Linked DNA regions of Mus musculus: regions 1, 3, 4 and 5 are each linked to region 2. Evidence: chromatin loops called from intact Hi-C (ENCODE). Cell type or tissue: left cerebral cortex. All regions are shown on one strand. Region 1 overlaps Adck1 (aarF domain containing kinase 1). Region 2 overlaps Nrxn3 (neurexin III). Region 3 overlaps Nrxn3 (neurexin III). Region 4 overlaps Nrxn3 (neurexin III). Region 5 overlaps Nrxn3 (neurexin III).

What was found. Hi-C counts contacts between places; a loop is a spot of excess contacts. Peaks named below come from ENCODE experiments on the same cell type or tissue, not always from the same donor. Only the 100,000 strongest peaks of a DNase experiment are listed, where the experiment ranks them.
Region 1: it touches region 2 in a loop (3-fold over the local background); 5 of 42 quality-filtered maps call a loop at or near these places.
Region 3: a loop joins it to region 2, with 2.6 times the contacts of the local background. A loop is called at or near these places in 4 of 42 quality-filtered maps.
Region 4: a loop joins it to region 2, with 6 times the contacts of the local background. A loop is called at or near these places in 7 of 42 quality-filtered maps.
Region 5: a loop joins it to region 2, with 4 times the contacts of the local background. A loop is called at or near these places in 8 of 42 quality-filtered maps.

Annotation. Positions count from the first base shown.
Region 1 is chr12:88,402,578-88,407,577 of GRCm38, reverse strand. The region is part of intron 4 of Adck1 (aarF domain containing kinase 1); the gene reads right to left. Among named protein-coding and RNA genes, the nearest start is that of 3200001D21Rik, 28 kb to the right of the region's middle. In left cerebral cortex, a CTCF peak has its summit at 2,276 (motif pointing left); DNase peaks (open chromatin) are centred at 2,275 and 3,836.
Region 2 is chr12:89,380,676-89,385,675 of GRCm38, reverse strand. The region is part of intron 9 of Nrxn3 (neurexin III); the gene reads right to left. Among named protein-coding and RNA genes, the nearest start is that of Gm40537, 410 kb to the right of the region's middle. In left cerebral cortex, a CTCF peak has its summit at 2,179 (motif pointing right); a DNase peak (open chromatin) is centred at 2,198; H3K27ac peaks cover 221 bases.
Region 3 is chr12:89,132,259-89,137,258 of GRCm38, reverse strand. All of the region lies in intron 3 of Nrxn3 (neurexin III), which reads right to left. Among named protein-coding and RNA genes, the nearest start is that of Gm40537, 160 kb to the right of the region's middle. In left cerebral cortex, a CTCF peak has its summit at 2,694 (motif pointing right); a DNase peak (open chromatin) is centred at 2,712.
Region 4 is chr12:89,324,133-89,329,132 of GRCm38, reverse strand. The region is part of intron 7 of Nrxn3 (neurexin III); the gene reads right to left. Among named protein-coding and RNA genes, the nearest start is that of Gm40537, 350 kb to the right of the region's middle. In left cerebral cortex, no CTCF peak of the experiment used is centred here; a DNase peak (open chromatin) is centred at 3,087.
Region 5 is chr12:88,989,398-88,994,397 of GRCm38, reverse strand. The region is part of intron 3 of Nrxn3 (neurexin III); the gene reads right to left. Among named protein-coding and RNA genes, the nearest start is that of Gm40537, 19 kb to the right of the region's middle. In left cerebral cortex, a CTCF peak has its summit at 2,087 (motif pointing left); DNase peaks (open chromatin) are centred at 466, 2,050 and 3,426; H3K27ac peaks cover 1,360 bases.

The DNA.
Region 1 (5,000 bases), 980 kb after region 2:
TGTGAGCTCATACAAAAATGAATGTATGTACCTGGTATACAACAGCACCCCTATATCTCTTCTGAATCTCCACAGAAATTCCAGCCTCATGTTCCACGGAGAACACTAAGTCCCTATAACATATAGCACTCATGAAAACACATTGCATCCATCCCTAGCAACTATTAACAACAAAATAAAGTCAATTCTATATCCCTGCACCCCTGGTAGGGGAGTTCAATGACAAAAGACAGACATAAACATGTTTCAGAGGTCACAAACCAAGCAAGGGCTTCCCTTAAGAAAGGCTGGTGTTTCTAGACTCAACTGTAGCCAGTGACGTCATTCTCTTTAACTTCTCCTAAAATTTTAGGGGTGAAGGAGCCTCTGTCCATGGTTTCCATTTTGCTTGCTCTGTTTTCTTTTCCTTTATTTCAGTATAGCCTCACTCACATATCGCAGGCTGGCCTCAAACTCATGATCCCAGCATCTCGAGAACTACGATATGGATGTCCATACCGTGTCTACGTGCTTGGATCATCTGTAAACATGTTACATCCTGACTCGCTTGTGTCCGTGGAGAGACATGCCTATGCAGGAGTGTGTCTGCAATTAAAGACGGCAGTGCCAGTGTAGCTGACAAAGATGGCAGTGCCAGTGTAGCTGATAATCATTATGATCACTTCCTGGGCGCCACTAACCCTGAACTCTGCTTACTTTACTTGCCCACTTATAAAAAATAACCACATCTGCTGGACATGAGGGCGCATGCCTTTAATCCCAGCACTTGGGAAGGGGAGGAAGGCAGATCTCTGTGAGTACAAGGCCAGCCTGGACTACAGAGTGAGTTCCAGCACAGCCAGGGCTACACGGAGAAACCCTGTCTTGAGAAATAAAAAACAAACAACAAGGTAACCACATCTCTGCATCACTGAGACAACCAGGCTCAGCGTATCCTGCCTTTCTTTCTCCCTTATCTCTAGGTCAGTCTCTTCAGCGTCCCCTGCTCAGTCTCCTCTCCAGTTCATCCATGCCCTCAGACTCACATCCTGAAAAGAACATTGCAGGCCTTTCAGAACGTGGCCTCAGCTCCTAAACACTACAGTCTAGTCAACAAAGCTCAGCCACCTCCCAGCTTCTGCCTCCCCTACCACTACACCTTGGCTGAGCCCACATCACCCCCAGTGTGCCCTTCCTCCCATCTGTAACTTTGCTAATCCCGCTCATCTTTGAAGAACCTGGGTCACATGCCACACGCTTCAGAAAGTCTCCATTTGCTTGAATGAGATCCCTCTCTCTCCTGCAAACCCGTTGGACCCTCGTGTAACCGGGCATTACCTTGATCAACCTATCTCACACGATGGGGTCTGGAGTGAGGTCAAACCATAATTGGCCACATCAGGGTCTAAAACCTGCTCCTGTTCCCACATATGCCAGCTGTTTCTACAAGCAAGAAAAAGAAGGAAGAGGAAGATCAGGTGCTGAGCCTCCAAATCACAGGCTGTTATAACTGGAGGAGGCTCACACTTCTTCATAGGACTCATGCATGAGACCAAAGACTGAGAGCGGGTGGGGTGGGGGCAGAATGCTTGTTTAATGATCAGGAAGCAAAGAGAGATGAGGCTAACAAATCCCATCAAGGGTCCCTGTGATGGTCAGTCTTGGCAATCAATGTAATAATGGTTATCAGAACTGCCACAGAAATTAACCTGCTCCCAGTGTCTATAAATAATTCTCTATATTGGGTTAGTTGAGGTAAGCAGACACACCTTAAAAGCGTGTGGCAGGCTAGGGTCCCATACTGAATAAAAGGAGACAGAGCTAATCAGTGGTGTTCATTGTCCTCTACCTCCTGGTGACAGGTGCATTGTGACAGCCTCGGACATGCCGCCACACTTTACCTTCACAACGAGAACCAAATAAACGCCTCCTTTCCTAAGTTACTTCTTCTCACATATTTACCACATCAACAAGAAGAGTAACTATTACAGTTCTAGGTGGCCTAACTCCTCCCAGTAGGTCCTTTCTACTACAGGTGGATGGCCTGACTCCAAAGCTAGGGCCTTTTAAAACACAGATCTTTAGAGGACAGTTACTCAAACTTCAGCAACAGTCAACTGACTCATGACTCGGGCCTGTACCTGCCCCAATTGTGGTGGATATCAGTCTGGTCTCCTTGGACCATGCCCAAGAATAAAAAGAGCCTGAATCTCATCCTTCAGGGTACCCCTTGTGAGGAAAGGGCCAGGGCTCCAACACATATCCCTGACTTGTAAACTCAGGTGCCACCTGCTGACCAAACGAGATACTGCATTTGGACCTGTGGCCCTAAGAGTAGTCAGGAGAACAGCTGAGATACTCAACTCAGTCCAGACCAAGGTCACTTCTGAGACAGGAGAAAATGTCCCTGTCACTTTAAGCCCCACCAGCTCTTGGGCCTTCTCCTATTATTTTCTGCTGCCTTTCACTTAGCTTAGTGGCCCCCAGAACTCTTCTGAGCCAGTCCCTATGCACAGATGAAGACCTTCAGTGACCTTTTTCTCTGTACCGTGGTACCACCTGATGTCCAGGGGTAGGACCTCACCTGGAACCAAGTGTTATCAGGGGGCAAAGAACACAGCAATGATGTTGTCTCTGTCTTATATCCCATCCCTATAGTGGGGACACCCTCTCAGGCCAGCCTCAACAACCTGGAACAGGAAAAGGTTTGAATACACAAAAGACTCTCAGGGACTCTGTGGATGGGAAGGGTCCTAAAGAAACATATGAACCAAGCCTTCGGGACCAAAGCAGTATGCTAAGCTACAGCTCCTGCCTACGCCTGCCTGTAGTTTTTGAACTCAGGATGACCTTAAAGCCTGGCCAAGGACAAGAGAGCTAAGGAAACGGTGAATGCTGAATGTTCAGCTTCTTCTAGCTACATCCTGGGACCGGGGATGGAGCCCGCTGCTGCAGGGGTCCTACAGCCAGAGAGAGCAGGAATTTGTACAGTTCATCAACACTGTCCTTAAAGAGAGAGTTCTTCCCAAGCAGTTCATGGGAGGGGCTGGAAGAGGAGGGGGTGCAGAGTGAGTGACTTCCTCCGCCCTCACAGCCCCATACTCACCTACCCAGCCTCCCACACAGCCCCTTTCCCCTCCCCTCCGCCCACAGATGACAGAGCATGTCCCTAGAGGACAAACACCACTTTCATGGGGGGGGGGGAGACTCTGATTGGGTACCTATGGAGCCTGTGGTAAGAAACCAGAGGCTTCTAAGCTCCCCAGGAGTGAGGGACAGCCCATGTTCTAGTTTCATCTAGAACCCAGATGAGAGCATCACTATCTCGGGAGGACGACAGACAAACAGAGGCAGTGGTCACACAGCCATTAGGCTTAGTCCTACAAAGCTGGAGGAGACTGGAGAAGACACCACGAATCTTTAGGAGACATCTTCCAACCCCAAACACCCTGCAGCCAGCTGGGGGGCCCACCATGACTGAAGACACTCTGACTTTTCACCTCCCTCTGCCCTGGCCTGGTCTAGAAGAAGGCAGTGAACTGCTCTTGCCCCACTCCTTACTCCGAAGCTTCTAAGAGTTAATCTTCTCCCCCCCCACCCCCCACCCTCACATCTTCCCCTGCTGAGTTGCCACATGCCAGTAATGATGTGCTCAGCACTGTTATTACAGTGACTTATTTCGTTTTAGCTTGGGAAGGGGGATGAATCTCACACTGCTGGAAGCCAGAGGCCAACAGTCTCAGCAAGAAGCAAAGGCATGCTGGCTAGCACCAAGGCCAGCCCCGTGGTTCCTCTATCCGAGTCCTGCTCCCCCTGGCCTCCAGCCCTAAGTCAATCTGCCTCTCACTCCTTCTCCCTCTGGATGAAATGTTCCTCAGAGCAAGGCAGCTGGAGGCATCTGTGACTGCCCAGGGCCCCACATGGTCAGATCACGAGCCTCTCTGCAGGCCAAGTCATTGCCGGTACACAAGATCTCTTTAGCTGGCTGCTGGCTGCTTACTACCAGCTCCACAAGTCAGTTAAAAAACAAAAACAAAAAACAAAAACAACCCAAAACCTGGGAAAGGTCATTTTACCTATTAAACACTGATTCCTAGTATACACCTTACTATTCAGGTGCTGCAGGTCCAGCGGAAATGGACTGTCATGGTCTTCATCCCTAAAGGTTTTCTGATTTGCAATAGAATGGCCTGATGCCAATCAAGCGACAATGCAACCCTTGGAGGGGGCTGAGTTGTGTGGGCCTGATTCAGTCTAGGGTGGTCAAGGACTTCCCAGGGCGGCTACAGAGGATATGGGATAACAGCACCAAGCTCTCTGCCTGGCATCTGCTAGATGGATGGACAGATGGACAACTGGCCTAGCATCATCACCTGGCAGACAGGGACTATAGTAAAAAAGCAAGCCAGGCAGAACAGACACCAAGACCACAGGCTGTGACGGCTAGGAGTGCACAGTGAGAGCGGATGGGCAGAGCCTATAATCTTCCTGCCATGTACGGTGGACACTGTGGTCTTCCTCATTTTACAGAAAAGGAGAGGTGACAAGCGCTAGGTCCAAGTCTGTGCCTCCAGAGCCCTAACTCAGGTTACCAGGACACTCAATCCCCGCCCACCCCCCATGCTGCAGCAGTCATGAAACAGGTGGGTGGTAGAGACCAGGTGGGATGTGCAGTTGTGCCTCAAAAGACTTATTAAGGGTTTTATTTTATTCTTTGTGTGTGTGTGTGTGTGTGTGTGTGTGTGTGTGTGTGTGTGCTGTCCTGGAACTCACTAGGTAGACCAGGCTGGCCTCAAAACTCACAAAGATCCATCTGCCTCCATTTCCTAAGAGCTGGGATTAAAGGCCTTGACACCATGCCCAGCAGGAGTCGCCAGAGGCAGTCAACAAAAGAATACAGCACCTTGCACCTTGGGTGGCAGCTAAGAGTAAACTTCCCATTTCTGGGAGATCAAGCAGGCTCCATGAGGGTCTACCAGAGCCTTCCAGAGAAGCCAGTGCAGCGCACTGGATGGTGTGCT
Region 2 (5,000 bases):
CTCTCCCTCCCTCCCTCCCTCCCCCTCCCCCCTCTCTCTCTCTCTCTCCATTTCTCTGTCTGTACTACCCTCTCAATTCCCCTCCCCATTCCCTGAATAAATGCTATTCTATACTAAAATAAATAAATAAACAACAAGTTTAGCATTAGATCCATATCCTGATAGCATGACTAGATGCTTCAAGCTCCTACCTCTATTCCTACTCCACTATGTTGAGCTACAGTTTTACCCAGAACTACAAACCAAAATGAACTCATCTTTAATTGGCTTTTTTTCAAGATAGTTTGTTGCAGCAATTGGAAAATTAATTAATATACTTATGCTGTCCAGAGTAACCCATAGCTGGAGCCATGCAGCTGTGTTACAGAGCATTACCAGGCCTTCACTGCAGAGAACCCTCTGGGCTCATTCTGGCCATAATAGTTCAGTTTTCTCTAACAAAATATAAAAGTTTCTGAATCAAGACTGGAATCTTGAACCAAAACCATCTAGCTACACTCATAAAAGAAGACCCAAGAACAATGTCCGTTTCTCCCTGCAGGAGTAAGTGTAAAATGACAATTTAGAAGGATTTAACATGGGACAAGTTTGGGGTTTTGCATTTAATGATCATGAACTTGGCAATAAGGCTGGCTCCGGATGCTAGTCCACTTTCTACCAGTTCCTAAAGTGTCCCTAACATTAAGCTAGTTGAGCAGTATATGCCTTGACTTTCCAATCTGTAAAGTAGAAAGAACACTACCAATTTCTCAATGTTATTCTAAATTAAATAATCCATGTAACATTGGACACTTGGCAGATAGCAACAAGTTCTTAATATATGTCAGCTGCTGTTAGTGTAATAGCTTAACATGCCTGATTTCAATTCTATATGACAGGCACATTTCCAGGAATGTCTATGCATCAATAGTCTCCAGACATCGAGGAAGTCTGCACAAAGTTGTAAGAATAAATTAATATTTTCCACAGAGGCTGTTAACCTGAAGTCATAGTGTGATTTAGAACAGGTTTTCTGGAGGATTTCTAAATAGAGAGATACTTTAAGTCTTGGTCAATGGAAGGAAATTTAAGAAAGTTAAGCAAGTTAGACTTGACTCCAAAACTCCAGGATATCATCTGAGCAGTGGAGACAAAGGGATGAACAAAAAGACACAGAAGTTTTGCTTTTCTTTTCTTCCCATGGTGAATACTGCATCTGATGCCTAATACCAAGAAGGAATTGTGTTACTCACATCTATCTATATTTCTTTATCTATTACTGCTCAGGTAAACTATGTTTAGCCATCTTGGTCTCCTTACATACATCCCCATCCTTGGGACCTTAGCAAACAACTGGAAAACATGCTGTCCAATATAACACAGATCTGAAATCATAAAGCAAGACTTTGCTATTTAAATATTGGTTTTCTTGAATACTGCTATTTTGCGATCTACTTTGAAAAAGTGGGTCTTCATGAAAGCTGGGAGCTCAAATAACTGGCATATTTTCACACATGACCAAATTAAGAATCAACTTGGAAATGGTCAATCTAAAGGGAGAGTTCCATCTCTAGTTCTGAAGATAGCATGGCTGACATTGAGAGGAAACAGGTTTTCTCAAAATACACTTCCCCTTTCTAAAAGGAATCAGGAACAATGTTATAGGACAGTATTCCTCACTCTTCTCAAGTAAGAAGCATTCTGTAATAGAAAAGGATAGGAATTGGATTGGGAAGTATTTCCACTTGAACACTGGGAAGGATCGAAGAGACCATTATCCATAGCTGGATACAATGTGAAGTGCTTAAGGGAATAATGTCTTTACGGTTTCAAATGTAGTCTTAATTTTATGTGTGTCTGTGTGTAGTGTGCATGTGTGTGATATGTGCACAGAATTGCAGTGCCTGAGAAGGCCAGATAAAATCTGAAGTTACAGGCTGTGTGAGTCCCTTGACAAGAATGCTGGGAACCAAACTCAAGTCCTGTACAGGAGCAGTACCTTGCTCCTAACTGCTGAGCCATCTCTCTGGCCTGAATAAGTATTTTCAAGTAAATAAATAAAGATATCATACATGAAAAGTTTTAATATTAGTAGGAAGCTGGCTGCTATTTTGAACTTAAAGGTGATTTTCTAGAAAGAAAAATTTGAGCATTAAGGCTAGAGATGGAATTCTGTGTAAAACAAGCAAGTCTCTTACACAGGTGGACAGTAGGTGGCGATACAAGTTAAGGAGTAAGTCTTAGCCTAGCCTTAATGAAATCAGACTTCCGAGACAGAGCCTTAGGTGCTCTGCTATTTTGTGGACCCTCCAATGTTCAGTGCAAAAGAAGGGTATTCGGATTTTAGTTGGATCCTGAATTGCAGCAGAGAAGGTGTTAACTCCCACACACTGCAGGAGCCAACCACAAACCTTCCCCAGTTTGAGTCTACTTAATATTCCCTGCCTAACTCTGATGTGGAAACCTTTCCTTCCCACCAATGTAAACCACACATACCTCAATATGTACCCTACATAAAAGGCACTAATTGTGCAGTGGAATGAAACCAAAAATAGAAAGTTGTGAAAAAATTCAAGATAGAGCCCAGAAGACATAGATGATTTAATTTGCCCACCATTTTCCCTTCCCAGGAGCTCTAAATTGCAGCATTCAGTTGCAGCAAAGTTATTATTATTATTAAGCAGCCTATCTGCAAACTGTCCACAGTAGTAGAACATGGTTGTTAAAGTGCACATTGTCAGTCCCAGCACAATGCACTAACTCAGACATATTGAAAATGAAGGCAAAGAAACAAAATATATGTTTCAAGTATTAAAGTGGCACTGGGAAGTAGAATGGAGTTAATTCTTGTGTTCAAGGAAATTAAATGGAATTAAGGGAGTGGTGTCCTCAGGGCAAGATGCCACACAACTAAGCTTATTGTTTATGCATTTGCAGTTGTACCATAGAGAGTTATATCATGTTTGCCATTATTATCACCTGGTTATTGTCTTCATTGAGACATAAAGAGATATGACTGTGTGTCAAAATGAGAAGGGATCGATTGCAATAGCTATTCTCACTTGTCAACTTGACTATATCTGGAATAATGGCAATCCAGAACAGGTATAGATCCTGTTAAAAGGAATTAAAGAAAATCTTAGGTTCCAACATGGTGGCACATGCCTTTAATTCCAGGAGACAGAGGTAAGCAGACCTCTGAGTTCAAGGCGAGCCTGTTATAGAGCAAGTTTCCAGTAAAGAAGAGCTTGGGTTCAGGCATGGTGATATAGGTCTTTAATGCCAGCACTCAGGAGACAGAGCATGCAGATCTTGGATTTCAAGGTCAGCCTAGTCTACAGAGCAAGCTCCAAGAGAGCCAAGTTTAGGCAATGAAGGGAATAACAATAATAATAACAATAACAATAATAATAATAATAATACTCATGAGATTTAATAGAATGAAGAGGCTATGTTCCAGCTCCAGCAAGCAGCAGAACTTGGCAGCTATGGCCATGTGGTTCTGGCTTTAGAATCAAAAATAGAAGGGGTTACTGGGACAATTAATGCTGGTTAGCTGGAGCTAAGAAATTATCCGTGATTAAGAAGAGATCAGCATCATTGAGGTTAAATCTTCTCAGAAGTGTTTTCTGAGAGCAAAATGAAGCTGTGTTCTAGAGATAGGCTTCATGCTAGCAGCGGGTAATCTTTAAGAATTACCCAGGTGGTTCTTCTTTAGAAGGCATGAGGGGGTCATCAAGAGCAGCTGAGACTTGGCACTGTAAGAGGACACTGGTGAAGGTCCAGCCTCAGTTGCAGTTGGTGGCCAAGGAATGAAGGGGCCATGCAAAGAATTTGAGGCTTGGCACCATGAAGAGAGCCTATGAGAGGCTATTGATGAAGGCTAGTTGAAGTGAAAGACTCCAGAAAATTGGTGATGCCAGTACTGTGGAATGATCACCAAGAACAGCAATAGTAGTGAAGTTAGAGCCTAGAGTTCTACAGAGGGTGAGCTGGAGAAGTCATCCAAGCTCTTTAGAGGAGCTCAGAAGATCATGTATGGATCAGACAATGGAACAAGATTCTATGAAGTTAAAGTTCCCTTGGAAATCCCAAAAATGTTACAGATGTCAGAGTTGTGGGATACATCCTAAGAAAAGCCAGTAACAAGGAGTGGAACAAGGCCAAGAGAAAGAATTGTGTTGTAGTCAACAAAGCTGAAAGGAGTTGGTCATCAGACATGGAGATGGAGTTTTGAGCTTGCCCAGCTGGATTTTGGTTTTTCTTTGGTCCAATATTTCCTTACTATGACATTTTGGAATGTGATATATATCCTGTGATGTTAATACTATGTGATCTGCTTTTTTATTTTGATTTTATAGGGGATCATATTTTAAAAATTACAAGAATCTCAGAAAAGATTTTGAATTTAGGACTTTAAAAATATTTTAAGACTTGTGATAGACTATGGGGACTTCTGAAGTTGAATTAAAAACATTTTGCATTATGTTATAGTTAAGTCTATGGGGGCCTGAGAGTGAAATTTGGTGGTTTGAATAGGTTTGGACTCAATGGATTCATGTGTTTCAATGCTTGGCCATAGGGAGTGGCACTGTAAGGAGGTGTGGACTTATTGGAGTATGGATGGCCCTGGAAGAAATGTGTCACTTCTTTAAGGTCTCATATAATCTCTAGCTATATCCAGTGCAGAAGTGAGTCTCCTCCTGGCTGCCTTCTGATCAAGTTGTAGAACTCTCAGCTCCTCTAGATCCAAGTCTGCCTGCATGCTGCCCTGCTTTCCACCATGATGATAATGGACTAAACCTCTGAAACTGTAAGCCATCCCCAATTAAATGTTTGCCTTTAAAAGAGTCACCCTGGTCATTATGTCTCTGCACAGCAACAAGACCCTAAGACAGGCAGGTACAGTTTTGGGTGAAATAGACCCATTTTGAAAGAAAGCTTAAAAGGATTCAGTGTATCATATGTGTCAGAGCAAGGTAGAAGCTTGTCAAATTCTATGGAGCGTTCCTACAGCACTT
Region 3 (5,000 bases), 250 kb after region 2:
GGCCCCCAACACATATGCAGCAGAGGACTGTCGGGTCTAAGGTTCAGTCAGAGAAGATGCACCTAGCCCTCAAGAGACTGGAGGCCCCAGGGAGTTTAGAGGTCTGGTGGGTTGTTTGGTGGGTAATGGGAACATCCTTGTAGAGACAAGGGGCAGGGAGGAGGTATGGAATGTGGTACAGTTGGAGTGAGGATCAAGAGGGGAATAAAATCTGGATTGTAAATAAATAAATAGATAAATAAAAGATTTTTAAAAAAAGAATCTGTTTTTAAAGTATAAAGTATTTTCTGCTTATCAAAAGGTAAGTAATTTGCATGAAAAAAACCCACAGATGCTGGCCACCATAAGATTGCCATCAAGATGCCCCATATTTTACTACAATGCTGCATGGAGTCAAAAACAATAACTCTGGGTATTGGTTAAAAATTCCAGAGAATGAGATTTCAGATGGATATTTTAACCTGTGAACCCAACAAAGGCTGTTCATGGATTTTTCTATTTTCATAAATATTATTACAACACTGTGTTTGAAGTGTCTCCATGTGACTATCATTAAAATAAAATTCATCAAAGAAACTACAGTCAGATTTGGTTTGGCGATTAACACAACTTACGTAGCTCTTGTACATATGGGCACACATGTCAGGACATCAGCTAGAGATGATGGATACTGAACAAGGACAATAAAGTCAGCACAGAGGGGATGACAATGTCTGGAATGATATTTGCAGAATCACAACGCAAGACACAGTGACTGAGTGGAGGTAAAAAGGTAAACGGAGAGAGAAAGGAGATGTCTAGGAAGCTAGAAGTCAAGGTCACTTGATGAAAAAAATGAAGCTCTCCTGTTTTTGCCACTGATATCTAGCATCCCGAGAAACCTCAGCATGACGTGTGGAGCAGAGAAAGGATGTGGGGTTAGATTTGTGGCAATGTCTAATAGGAATCTTGAAAACAGTCTAGAGTCCGTGGAGATAACCTAGGCTGGCAATGTAAATATGCTGCTCATACGTATTAAGATCATACTTGAGATTGTCCAGAAGAGGATGCCAGATGGTGGAGAGCAAAAACTGAACCCCTTTCCTGTCAGTCAAATCACATCCCAGCAAGTAACTCAGAGTCACTTCCAGATGTCTCTAGCTTACAAAGACCTCTCAAACCTAAACATCAATCTATGGGGAAGGGGGGTAATCTGTTGAAAATCGTTCTGGTTATATAGGTCAGCAAGACTGGGCAAAATATTCACATGGAGATGGGCGGCATCAGAGGTCAGAACGGGGCCTGGCTAGGGATAAAAATGAAGAGGAATCAGTGATGGTCACAAAGCCTGGGAATCAGGAAATGTGCAGATGCAGAGCATGGATTCGGGTTCTGGAGAATATCTATGCAATGCTCACTCCTAGGCGAAGTGCCATTGGAAGGCCCCAGATTATTAGAGCTATATGCTGAGAAGTAAGATGACATTTCTATTACAAAGCAAGAAAGGTAATTCAAGCTCCTCATTTTCAGGTGAGGAAATGTAGTGTGCTATAAAAGAAAATCATTTAAGCCCTCAGTAGCTTTGCCAGGAGAAGACACATCCCTAATGTCCATAGACAGAAAGTTTCCATGTTTTCAAAGAAGAATCCTTTTCCAAAGTGATGAAATGTCATATTTCCATTTTCCTTTCCACTGGTTAAACTGTTGAAGGGGTAAGTAAGAAAAGAGACATCCTATTGGGTAAGTTGGAGTTTTTATCATGAAGAGTAGGGTGCTGATATATTAAATTGACTCTTGTCCCTACTTCCTGGACTTTAAGACTTTCAATGCTACAGGGCATGCTATCTAGCTCCTCATCTTTATCATCTATTATTGTCTGCTGGAAAGGCAGAATTCAGAATAAAGGAACCCTACTAAGCTACCCACTTCAACCCAAGGTCAATCACACACATGAGATCTCCAGGTAGTCAGCTCTTTGCTTCTGCACCCATCCAGAATTATAACCTTGGAGTGCTCTAGCCCTGCCTTCCAATTTGCCTGAGGAAAGTTTATATTGTTCCACTGCAACGTTCTACAAAGACCCTGTGCCCCAGAGATGGCGAGTTCCCCAATCTGCCTTGCTCCTCTGCAAACCTCAGCCAATTACCAAGATGTCGGCTCCGTCTGTTACAACAGCATATAACCCTCTCTGAATTCAACGCCAAATGTTAAAAAGCCTCATCCATATTAACCAGCTCCCCTTGGGAAGTGTTAATTGGAAAACCACATAATGATATCTGTTTGCTAAAGACAACATTTAGTTGATGCAGAAGTGACATGGCAAACGTGTGACTGTGAATGCAGGTCTCAGGTGCCTGAGATACCCCTAGACATGGACATCTGATGTCAGAAGGAGGAGGTGCCTCCCAACCCTAACGATGGGGTCGGTGGGAACAAAACAGGACATTGTGGTATGTTATAAAACAAACCCCTCTTCATCCTAGAATACCATTCAGGAAGAGCTGTCCTGAAAGGAGTCTTTAGATCAGTACTTAAGAGCCTTTGATGGGGCTGGGTGTGTATTGCGGGGGGTGGGGGGTAGGGGTTGGAGGGGAGTTGGGGGGGGCTTAGGGGAGAGGTGGGGGGTTGGGGGGAGAGGTAGGGTTGGGGAGGTGTAGAGGGCACTGGACTCACTGCACAACCTACTTCATTCCAACCACTAGAGGGCAACAGAGTCCCATCCCTTGAGTGAGCTCCTCAGGCAGGTTCCATCACCTGAAAGAAGAAAATTAGGAACAAAAACTCTGCCATGTTCCTAAAATTGAAGGCTATGGTAATTACCCATGAAAATGAGGAATTCCAAATCTGCTGCTCCAAAAGGTTGTACAGGCTCTTGTGCAGGTTTAGCTTGTCAACGTATCTATTCAAGGTGGTCCACAGCTGTAAGCCAGTGTGTCCTTTTGAGTTCGGTGACTTTAATGGTAAGCTGTGAAATTTTCCCCCATTTGCAATTCTACTGAACCAGGCAACCTAAAGATGTGACAAATATTTTTCTCCATATGGCAAAGGACATCAATCATAGCTGCTATTGATAGTCCTTTGGGTGTAAACTCAGGGTCTCTGTTGGAAGTAGGGAGGACCCCAGACCCAAAGCCACCTTTTGCATCACTTTTTTTTTTTTTTGAGGCAGGGTTTCTCTGTGTAGCCCTGGCTGACCTGGCACTCACTCTGTAGACCAGGATGGCCTCAAACTCAGAAATCTGCCTGCCTCTGCCTCCCAAGTGCTGAGATTAAAGGCGTGCGCCACCACACCCGGCTTGCATCACTTTAAAAGGAGTCAGATAATGGAAAACTTCATTATATACTAGGTAAGATATTGGTGATGAAAAAAAGTTTCTTTGAGGAAAACTGACAGACAAGATACTATCTGCAATCCCCAGTCCTAATTAGAAAGGCTTTTTGTAACATCCAACACCCCATCATATAGACAAAGAAAGCAGGCTTGAAGAATTGGGGTGTAATGGCTTGTCCAAAGTCCATCAGCAAAAGGAGATCTAGGCCTGAGATTGCCTGGAATCATGGTGTATTTATTCCTGCACCCATGGAACTTCCATGGGACTCTTCTTTGTGACATGACAAGGGAGAATAGAGGTAGAAACTAGGATAAAACAAAACAAAACAAAACAAAACTTCAGAGAATAGTTGTGTCAATACATATTCAGTCAGATTCAGATGCCTGAGAATAAATAGCACATATCTTTGGATCATGAGAACAATGTAACTGTAGAGACTCGGGTGAAGACATGTAGTTGTTATATGACTTCTAAGGCTAACAATGATGCAAAGATATGGGAAGGTCACCAGACCTTACAGGATGAACCATGTACCTTGTTCACTTTAATAATTCCCAGACATATCACAGGCTTAGTCTCTTATGAGTGGCCTCTTGGGTCTAATTTAGAACCTCATACTTAGCCCTAGGAGTTTGGAAGAGGAATTTTTCAGTTCTTCTACTCATGTCCTGTATGACGATAGAAGAAATTTTAGAAAATATTTCTCCTTAGAAGAAAGAGTTTGTTTCTTTGAATTGTAGACATAAATTTTCTTCTATTAAGGGAATTTCCATGAACAGCTTGAAAATTTATCTTCAAACTTCTGAAGTCAGACTGCTATGTTAGCCAACACTCACACACACACAAACAGGCTGACCCTGTGTAACAAGGCATCCCAGAGAGCCTCACAAAGCCACTGTGCTCAGCAAGGTCGTAGCCTGGAGTGATTGTTGAGGTTTTACCCTTGGTGCCTCTTAGAAACTTTGTGGTGAGGAACAAACAAGAGAAGATGTGAAGGGAGAAGAGGGATGGAAAGGGAAGAAGCCAGAAAAATGAAGAGAAAAGAGAGGAAAGGAGTGGGATAATGTCCTAGAGTCATAGTTTTCAACTTCCCTAATGCTATGACACTTTAGTACAGTTTCTCCATGTTGTGGTGTCCCCATCCACTGAATTATTTTCTTTACTACTTCATGACTACAGTTTTGCTACTGTTATCAATTGTAATGTAAATATCTGTATTTTCAGATGGTCTTAGGCAACCCCTGTGAAAGGGACATTCAACCCCCAAAAGAATTGTAATGAGAATATCTTCATTTTCTGAGGGTCTTAGGTGACCCCTGTGAAAGAGTCATTCAACCTCAAAAGCAGTCACATCCCACAGGTTGAGAACCAGAGCTCTACAGTTTCACTGCTTGTTGATCCAGAATCTAATGTGTAGCCCATTTTGCACTTCACAATGTTCAACACTAGCAGAATTCAGGGCAGCTCCCTTCTTGTGATTTGTTCTTCTGTCATCATTTATCACTTGAACTATTTTCCCACAAATGTCATTCATTAATTACTCTGTTTATACTTTGCCCTCAGAGCCTTGGCAAAGGCGGAAGGAGGGGAACAACTTTAGTTATGAACTTTTATAAAACCTCTAAAGGTGACGACAGTTCAAAACTGTGAGCAAAGGGCATCCATGAACTTAAATAATGAGCCATGAAT
Region 4 (5,000 bases), 57 kb after region 2:
GAACAGATGTTAATAAAATTTATTCTGGGGGAACCTTCCACAGTACAAAGTTGAGTAAAGCAGGTTGAAGAGTGGAGAATGGATTCTGAGTTACAGTATGACCCTGAAATATGAATATGAAAATATCCAAACAGCATTTGGGTATTAATGGTTAACTCAATACAGTTGTATGTTAATGCATGCATGCATATATTTTAATTTTAGGTGCCTACAGAAAGACCTATTTCTTTCATATACAATACATCCATGCTGGATGTAGAATGGAGTCCTGGGGGGGGACCCCTATATGCCAAGAGGCCCCTGATGCATCCCCAGTTCTACAGGAAAGTCACATTTCCCTGACCTCTCTTTTGCATAATCCTGAAGAATGTTCAAAAATCAAATAAGAAAATATGTTGGAAGAGTTTTGCAAATTGTGAAGTGTCCTGTAAGATGAAAAGGTCAATTTTTGTGATTTCTTGTCTTCTTCCTCATTAAGAAGTCTGTTTTGATTAAATGGAGAAATCAGGTGGATATTCTGCCTTCTTCTGTGGTCAAATCCTTTATACAATGGTTCTACTTTCACAATAATGACAGAGGGTGAACTCTCTAACCCTAGAGTTACATCATTTACTCTTATCTTTGATGGTAAATATGATTTATATCAGCTATGAGCATAGTATATTCAATGGACCAATCTCATGTAATTTTATCAGGAAAACAATACAGCACAAAAGTCCTCCAATTGCTTCCTCTAAATTGCGTTGAATTTTGGAGTTGGGAGGAAACTTAAAATTTACCTGCATTCAGGCTGGGGAGATAGCTCAGTTAGTCATGTGCTGGTCATGCCAGCATGAGGGCCAAAGCCCAAACATCAGCATCCATGATGCATCCATCCATCTCTTATATATGAGAGAGAGAGAGAGAGAAAGAGAGAGAGAGAGAGATTGCCTATGCATACAAGCATAACCAAGGCATGGTAACATGCCCGTGTAATCCTAACACCGAGGAAGCAGGGATAGGTGCATCCTGGGGCTCACTATCCAGCCAGTCTGGCCTATTTGTTAAATTCCAAGCCAATGAGAAGTTCTGGTCAAAAAGCAAGGTTAGGGACTAGATAGTTCAGGGTTTGAGGCTTCATGTTGTTCCTGCAAAAGACCTGAGTTTGGTTTCCAATAGCCAAGTCTGGTTGTGGCTCACAGCTACCTAGGATGCTAACTCCAGAGTATCAAGCTCCTATAGACATACACATGTAAACAAGAATGAAATAAATCTTAATAACAAGCTGCAAAGCATCTGAGCAATGTCATTCAAGATTGTTCTCCAGCCTCTACACAAAACTACACATACACACACACACACACACACACACACACACACTTGGGCACATGTGCATCTACACATACACTCATTTTCACACATGTGGATCTACACTTGAATACACACACACACATACACACTCATGCACTCACACACACTACCTGTATTCAAATCTTTTATTTCACCTCTGAGGAAGTCTATGGTAAACCGCAATATTGTGAATTTTTTCTTTTCACAATGGAGGTATTGTACACTTGGCTTCTCCCATTTTCTATTACCTTTACAATGACGGTAGAGATCATACTCAACAGCCTTGGAGATGCAACTTCCAAAATGATATTATTTAAGATTTGCATAAAATCAATTATATTCCACAACAGATGGATTCAGTGGGTCTACACAAAATACACCTAAAGATTGGGTCATACACACATACTTACTATGCTATACACATATGCTATTTTCAATCTCTAACAGTTAGCTATAAAATAGAAACACAAAAGTTTTTTGACCAGACCAGACATCATAGACAACCCACACAGCACACAAAATACATTATCTACCATTTAGTGAATGTAGCTGGAAGCAAAACAGAATTACTGTGGGGAACCTTCACAACTCTCTATTTATGAACAGCAGAATTGAGAGTCACCAGGTTAATAAACTGTCCCTCAAATGGAAAGCTTTGCAACGCAGAATGTTGTTAGAATGAATATTACTTTCTACGTTACATTGCGGGGACTTGATACATCGGCCCCCTTGGCCAACACTCAACATAATATTCCTGTCTTCGCAAACCATCACCTACAGCATTAATCTTCAATTAATCGAGTAAATTTGGTATGTCACTGTTTGAACTTGTTTACCCAGTACATAGTTCTAAAGTTCCAAACTCTGCTTTAGAGGCTCTGGATCCAGAAATGAATAAGTCTCTGACCTTATGAGGCTTCAATTTTAGCAGTTGTTGCATTGGGGAATTGCTTACTAAAAGAAACTTAGCTGTCCTAATGACATAAATAAAAGGGATACTATCATATACCATTCAGGAAGGGGCTAGGGAAAAGTGAGCGGGAGGTTAATTGTCTGCATGTACAGGGAATGGCTTACTTCTAGAGTCACATCGCAAGCCTTCAGTACCATTTTATAGGAACTTTACTTAGAACTGTGTAAAACAACAGCTAATCTCGTGAAGAGAAGAGCCATGGGCCATATGAATTCCTGCGTCCTAAGAATGGAGGAGTGTGTCATAAGGATGGCCATCACAGGCTAAGGTAATGGGATTGTAGGGCAGATATTAAGCAAAGCCTGATGTTGCACTTATCTTGCCAAACACAATGACAGCAAAGTTGTAACCGTTTGGCAGGTGACTAGGATGCATTATGCACAGGCTGCTGCTGCTACAGAAACAGTGGAGAACACAGTGAAAATTAAGCCATAAACATCTCTTCTTGTCAGGGCTCTATTTCCCTGGAAACAGAGAGTTGTTTTATAAGGCTGGCCAAGTGTACTGTAAATTATATTACCAGCCCACTGCTGATGGGTTTATATGTCTGCAGGGAAGGAGATATCTGGCTCAGCTACCATGTTCAGCTGGCCAAAATTGCACGTGGACACACCAGTCACAACGAGATTGCTAAAATTTAGAAATGAGTGGTCTAACAGGAGCACTGGAGTGGGAGGGAAATGCACAGGGTCCGTGACACTAATTTGTCTCTGAAGTCTTCCTCTCAGAGCTGTCTTTATGACTCAGCGACCCTGTTCAGCAGCCCTTGAGGCAACAATTAATTACATTGTGTCCCCCTGACAACCCAGGGCGTGTCTGATGAATGGGCGGACAGTTTTCAGGGAAAAGTCCCCTCACCTTATGGTACCGCCTCTGTAGTGTTTCTGGTTTCTTGTTTATGTTTCTAAGTAGCAGAAAGTGTCTCTATCTATTTTCAGTTGGTTTTGGCTTCTCATTTTAGTTTTTTTAAACTTTCCTCGTATGCTTGGACTCCGGTCAAGTTTTGAAGACAAATCAAACATGTCACTTTTCCAGGCAAGTTCCTTCAAAGGCTCTATGGTTCCTACAACTTAGTGCTGGACTGACCAAGTTCATGAATACATCTCCAGCTAAACACCTATGTCAGCTGTTAATCCTTCCCTCTGAATCTACTATGGGTGCTCAGATCCGAGTCCTGTTTCCTGTGACATTGTCCAGGTTTCTCCATTTGTATAGGGCTTGCTCTACCTCTCTGGTAGGAATAAATAATATTCCCTAACCCTACTGTCTCCTAACATTATGAGACCATCCCGCTTTTGCACTCTTGGTCTCAGTCACGAGGCTCTGTCTTCTGACGAGACTTCTGAGATCCTCTCATAATTGTTCTGTCTACTTTCATCCTTCTTGCCCAACAGTCTATTCATTCCCATGGCAGCAAAAAACACTACTCTCCCCTGCTGTAGTTTTCCATGCCTTTCTAATGCACTCAAAATAAGTACATACTTCTTTGCTGGCTCACAAAAATCCTACATGAATTATTTCCTTTCTATAGAATGGTCACATCCATCACATTTGTCCCAGGCAATCCAGTCCTCATCCTACATTCTCAGATAATGGTTACTAATAGTACCTTTACATGAAAGTGCCCATTTAGACTTAAAGCCACCCAGTTACTATACTTGATAGTTCCTCTTTGGTCATTCTTCCATCATCCCATACATCCCATAATGCTGGCCTTTTAGTTTATCAAACACACACATACCAATCTGTTCTTACATTTAGGCAATAAGCAAACCTATTCTTCACAGTGGAATTGCCCCCTCCAAGAGCTCGCTCTCAATCAGACTTTGACCCAATACCTTCACTATTATCTCAAAAGGTCTTCCCCCATGACTTATATAGAAGCCCTTCTCCTTGGTAATGTTCTATTTGTGTTCATTTGACTTTCATGGTGAGGCTTAAATTATATATATATATATATATATATATATATATATATATATATATATATATTTAAATTACATTGGTTCTGCCTATGTTGCACTGATTTTTTATTCCTCTGCAGTCTCCTCCAGTTCATAAGTTTCTCAGTCTTTCCTTGCCCTTTACTCCTTTTTCAAAAGGAGATTTATTTTATCACAAGTCCTCAGGTTTGGTGTGCCAAGTGTTTTCTCAGGATTGGAGCGAGGTTATGGGTTTTGCCAGGAATACCATGAGCATTGCCCCTTCATGTGCACTGTATTGGTGAGCTCAGGATCTTGGTGCACTCTATTCCTAGTGAGGATTTCTTTATCATTTTGGAAAACTGGTGTCTCCTATGTCTCCTCAGCCTTAATCTTCTATCTTTCCTCTGTAGCTGACAAGTCACTTGGAGAAGTTAGATGGTGCTTATGACAATCTGATTTCTCTTCAACCTTTTTACACACAAATTTCAGCATTCATCATTGGATCTCAACTAGAGCATGTGCTACTAAGGCGCTGGCCCATCAGAAATGCATTTTCCTCTTTCCCAGTTAACATTCATCAATGGAACTCTAGTGTGTTCTTACCCATTTTTAAACTTCTCCTGACAGTACTCAGGTTTCTGATATACAATGTACCTCTCTAAGTATGGACTATAGTTATAAAACTCATGCTCTGCCTGGGTGTCTGAGATGGATAAGGCTCGACATACTAGCTTTCAAGTGGTTGAGCTAATTAACTTTCTGAGCCTCAGTTG
Region 5 (5,000 bases), 390 kb after region 2:
TGACTGCTGCCTGCACAAGATCAAGCTAATCAATATTTCAATAACAAGAAGTGAGGGGCTCATGAGCTCCCTCCTACCCAAGCTGAGAAGGTATCAACAATCAATGGCTTCTGGGAGATAGGAAGTCATTTTCTTTAAAGGTGTGGTCCCTAGAAGGCTGGCCATGATTCGGTGGATGGTCCCCTCTGGTAAGTATATGGATAGCACAAACTGGACTAGGTGGGTTACAAAAAATTTCAAAAGATAATAGGAAGTTAGGATAAATGAAGGTGGGTGTGAGAGAAGTTAGAGAAAAGAGTGAACATGAATATTATCAAAATACCTTGCATATGTGTATAACATTCTTAAAGGAGCACTAGCATATGTTATATTTAAAAAGCAAACAGCTGGAGAGATGACTCAGAAACTAAGAGTGCATTCAGCTCTTGCGGAGTACTGGATGGAGCTCAGCTCCCAGCATAAACCTGGGGTGCCTCGCTGCTTTTAAGGATGCCTCCGGCCTCCGTGGGTACCTGTGCTAACATGCACATACCCACATGTGCACACATAAATTAAAAATAATAATTAAATCTTGGCTGGGGAGATGGCACATCACTGAACAACATTTGTCTGCTTTTCCAGAATACTTAGGTTTCAATCCCAGCTCCCATATGGCACCTCATGTCTGTCTGTAACTAGTTTTAGAGACTCCAGTATGGCCTCTTCTGCTCTCTACAGGTGCCAATCACACAAGCAGTGAATGAACATATATGCAGGCAAACTATGCATTTACATAAAAAACCAATAGATATTCAAAAATTAAATGATGCATGTAAACCAACTCTTTGTTGCATTTATGTGTGTAGCTGTATGTGTTCCTGTAAGACTCACATGTATGTTTGTTGTCCATGTGCAAGTGGAGACAGGGGTCAACCTTGGATGTCACTCCTTAGAGCAGTAGTCTACCTTACCCTTTGAGGCAAAGTTTTTCAAAGTCATCCGGACTTTATTAATTTGACTAGATTGACTAGCCAGTAAGTTCTAGGGGTCTTCTTGTCTCCATTTCCTCAATAATGAAATTATATGCACATATCACCATACCAGGCTTTCTTACGAGGCTTTCTTACGTGGGTCCTAGTAATGTGACTCAGGACCCCACATTTGCATGGCAAGCACTTTAGCGATTAAGTCATGTCCCCAGCCCTGTGGGAAGACAGGATTGATGATTGCAGAGAATTGTAGGAGGTTTTATCACTTGGGTTTTAAGAAATGAGATGATTACTTGCACTATACACCATAGAAATATTTTGTGAAAGTCCAAGAAGATGATAAAGAGCAATATAAATAAAATTAAGCACACATAGGAGATCAGGGAGAGGCACAAAGTGAAGTGTTTCCCCATAATTCACACAAGGAATCAGAAATAATAAGAGAGTTCAGAGGCATCAAGGAAAAGAAAGAAAGAAAGAAAGAAAGAAAGAAAGAAAGAAAGAAAGAAAGAAAGAGAGAGAGAGAGAGAGAGAAAGAGAGGGAGGGAGGGAGAGAGGGAGGGAGGGAGGGAAAGAAAGAAAGAAAGAAAGAAAGAAAGAAAGAAAGAAAGAAAGAAAGAGAGAGAGAGAGAGAGAGAGAGAGAGGGAGGGAGGGAGGGAGGGAGGGAGGAAGGAAGGAAGGAAGGAAGGAAGGAAGAAAGGAAGGAAGGAAGAGAGTGATCGTTTCTCCTTCTTCCCATGCCTTGATTGAAAAAGGGGCAATGACCAATAACTCCCTACTAATACAATGGGAATTAAAAGGTTTTATGCTTTGAGTTGGATATGTAGCTACGCAGAAACTGAGAAGTAGCCTCAACCCCTTCATCTTACCTCAGCAGAAATCTTCCAAGAGGTGAAAATCCATTGGCTGTTTTCACCATGGACTAGAATCACTTTCATCTTTATACCTCATGGGGAAGCAGAGTGCCATAGGGATGGAGACAGAATAAGGAGGCAGTGGCTTTAGAATAGGCAAGACACCACGGAATGCTACCTGTCAAAATACCCACATTTATTTGGGGAATCCCCAGGAGCAAAGCCAACAGACCGTGGAACTAGTGTAGTGTGCCACCTTCTGGTAGGATTACATATTACACAATTTCTTGATTCATGACTGCTCACTAGCTCTGGGCTTGGAAATAAAAAGAAACCTTTCAAAGCCAATGTTGTGTTTTCATAACATCTCCAAGACCAAGGCTAGACCAAGAATGACCATGATGAAATGTGTCTTTAACAGTTCCCATGTCCTTATTCCAAATTGGAACCCTCATTCAAGCTCCCATTTGACTATACAAGCCCAATGTTCTCAGTCAATATATCAATAGCCATGGGTAGCTGCTCACCTCCTCTAGCCATACTCTACTGCCAAAGGTTAAGAGGACAGGTAATGCATACATTGCCCTTACATGTGCATTTAAGTAGGTTCTGGACAATTACTGCAATCCAGGCACTATGCTAGATCTGATCTCATCTTCCAGGATCTTATCATCCATTGAGGAAAGCAGTGATGTACTTAGGTAATCACAAGTCCCTTCTTGGGGTAAAATGTTCATAGTAAAGGAAGTCTAGGTAGGAAAAACTACCACTTATGGTTAAATTAGTCAGAAATGGCAGTGTTTGATCTCTGAGTTGAAAGATAAAATTTTAACAAAAAGAATCAGAGAAAAATACATCTGGAAAAGTTAAAACAATGCACAAAAGGCAAAAAAAAAAGTAGACAATTAAAGACCTTTTAATAGAATACCTGTACCAAAGCATACCAGGGGAGAATCGTGACAGCTACCACCTACCCAAACTCCTTTTAAAATGTGATCTTCATCACCTTCAGTTATTGCTGCTATGAAGCCCATTTTCTTGATGGAGAAAGTGAGTCTTTCAGAGGTAAGGATTTAGTTTATTGTGATTCCATGTTTTGTAAGGAGAATACACAACCTAGGGATTCTATCCCCTATAGCCTGGATGGTAGCAAGTACAATAAACAAAAGAAAATGGTTGCAGCCATTTCATGGAGGGCAAAGAATCCTTTCAAAAGCAGAGCAGGAATGAGTTTTCAAGGTGGTCTTCTTCACTGTCTATCCATCCAGACATGGTGACTCTTCGCTGGTTATTATCTTTCTTCTTAGAGACATACTCTAAGCTATCCAGCCATATATTCACAAGCTTGAAATCCATAGTAAAGTTATCTCTTCTTTCCCCCAGTGCATTTATCTGTTTGTTTGATTTTTCTGCTCACTGCATTATATGTTATTAGGCCTTAGGGTGCCTCCGTGAATTAAAGCGATACAGTCAAAATGTATGATTAAAAGGCTGAGAGGCAATAATAGCAACATAATCATACAGAGCATTCATATCCCACTTTAACATCTGTTGTCTCACTTACTCACAGAAAAATCAGCAGCACTCCGAGCCGGGAATGACAGAATGTTAGCAACTCAATTTTACCAGTGGGAACATTGAAACAGAGAGGTTGGCTAGTTTGCCTGGGGCCACAGAGCAAGTGATTGGAACTGTCACTAAATCTCCTAGCTTCCAGCCCAGACTTGTTTCCACAGAACTGTGGTCTCTCTACTCAGGAAAGATAGGTTTAGGAGATGAGAGGGCCCAGGTTTCTTACCTCAGGGAGTTTTGGGTACGGCACCATGGACAGAGAACTCAAGGCTTTTTGAGGGGGAAGCGGTTTGGTTTAGGTGAGTATGTTTGGACATGCACCACTATATCCAACTCAGCATCATCCTTCCATGACACACAATGCTACTCTCCAATTTAAAGCTCTCAAGCTAAATTCTCTGATGCTGACTAAAGGGTATGCTCAGAAAACTGTATACAGGCCATGACATAAAAATCACCTCGAAATAAGGCCAAGACTAGAAGAGGAAAGCCGCATTTAGGTCGAAGCAAACACAAACACTAATGGAAGCAGCTGCTACGTCTTCACCAGGTAGTCTGGGGCAAGTTAGCCATAGTGACATTTACCCTGCACTACCCCTAATAAGCCAGCTACAGTTAGCCAAGATTCTCTCTTTTCACATTCCAACATATTATAAGGACCACCTCCCTTATAAGCTATTAAATCTAAAAATAATGCTATTTGTCTGTGGAGCTGTGGCTTTGTGTCAGGTCCTGGGCTTGTTCTCCAAGTGTTATGTCAATTATTTCATCCTTTTGGTGACTAGTACAAGATCTATCTAACATGTGCAGGCTATGTGAAAGACAATTTGGAGAAATAACCGTGTGCTATTTCAAAAAAAAAAAAAAAAAAAAAAGACAGTGAGTCTGGAGTCTCCCAGCTATGTGATCTTGATTCTTAGTTAACCCCTAAGGGTTTAACAGTCTCTGCACCAGTAAAACTGGGGAGCTATGCTTTTTTGTGACATTGTCAAGAAGACTACAGAAAAAGCAGCCAATACCCAGAGAACAATGTGAGCACCTAGTGGGTGCTCAAATGAACACTATTTTCCAATCCTCTCTTAACATTCACATGTGACTTTGACCTTACTTAAGCCTATTTCCCCAGGCCCCACACCCCAACTCATTAACCCGATATGAAGATAAAAGTAAAGTTCCATAGAAGAAGGAATAGGTCAAGTGAGAATTTATTTATAAATCTGGAGAGAGCAGAATTCATAGTGAGGTTTTGTTTGTTTCCGTGATAGTGCATCTCATAATGACTGTATCAGAAAGTGTAGGAGGAAGAGGTTGACAAGAGTGACTAGTAAATGTACATAGAGATGCTCAGCTCCATACACTGTCAAGCCTCCTGTGGTGGTCACTAGCCACCAATGAGTAAGGAGAACTAAAATGAGGTTATGAGCCAACAAGTATCGTGTATCCCTGTCTCCCATTCACACCATTTGCAAAGCAGCTCCACACATATGATCCTGCACCAATCGGCAAGGGCCTAAGCATAAGCAGCAGGCTTTGGGACCAGAACCACAGACACAGTGTGATGGCTATCCTTCACGATCAACTGGATTAGAAGCACCGTCCTCTGAG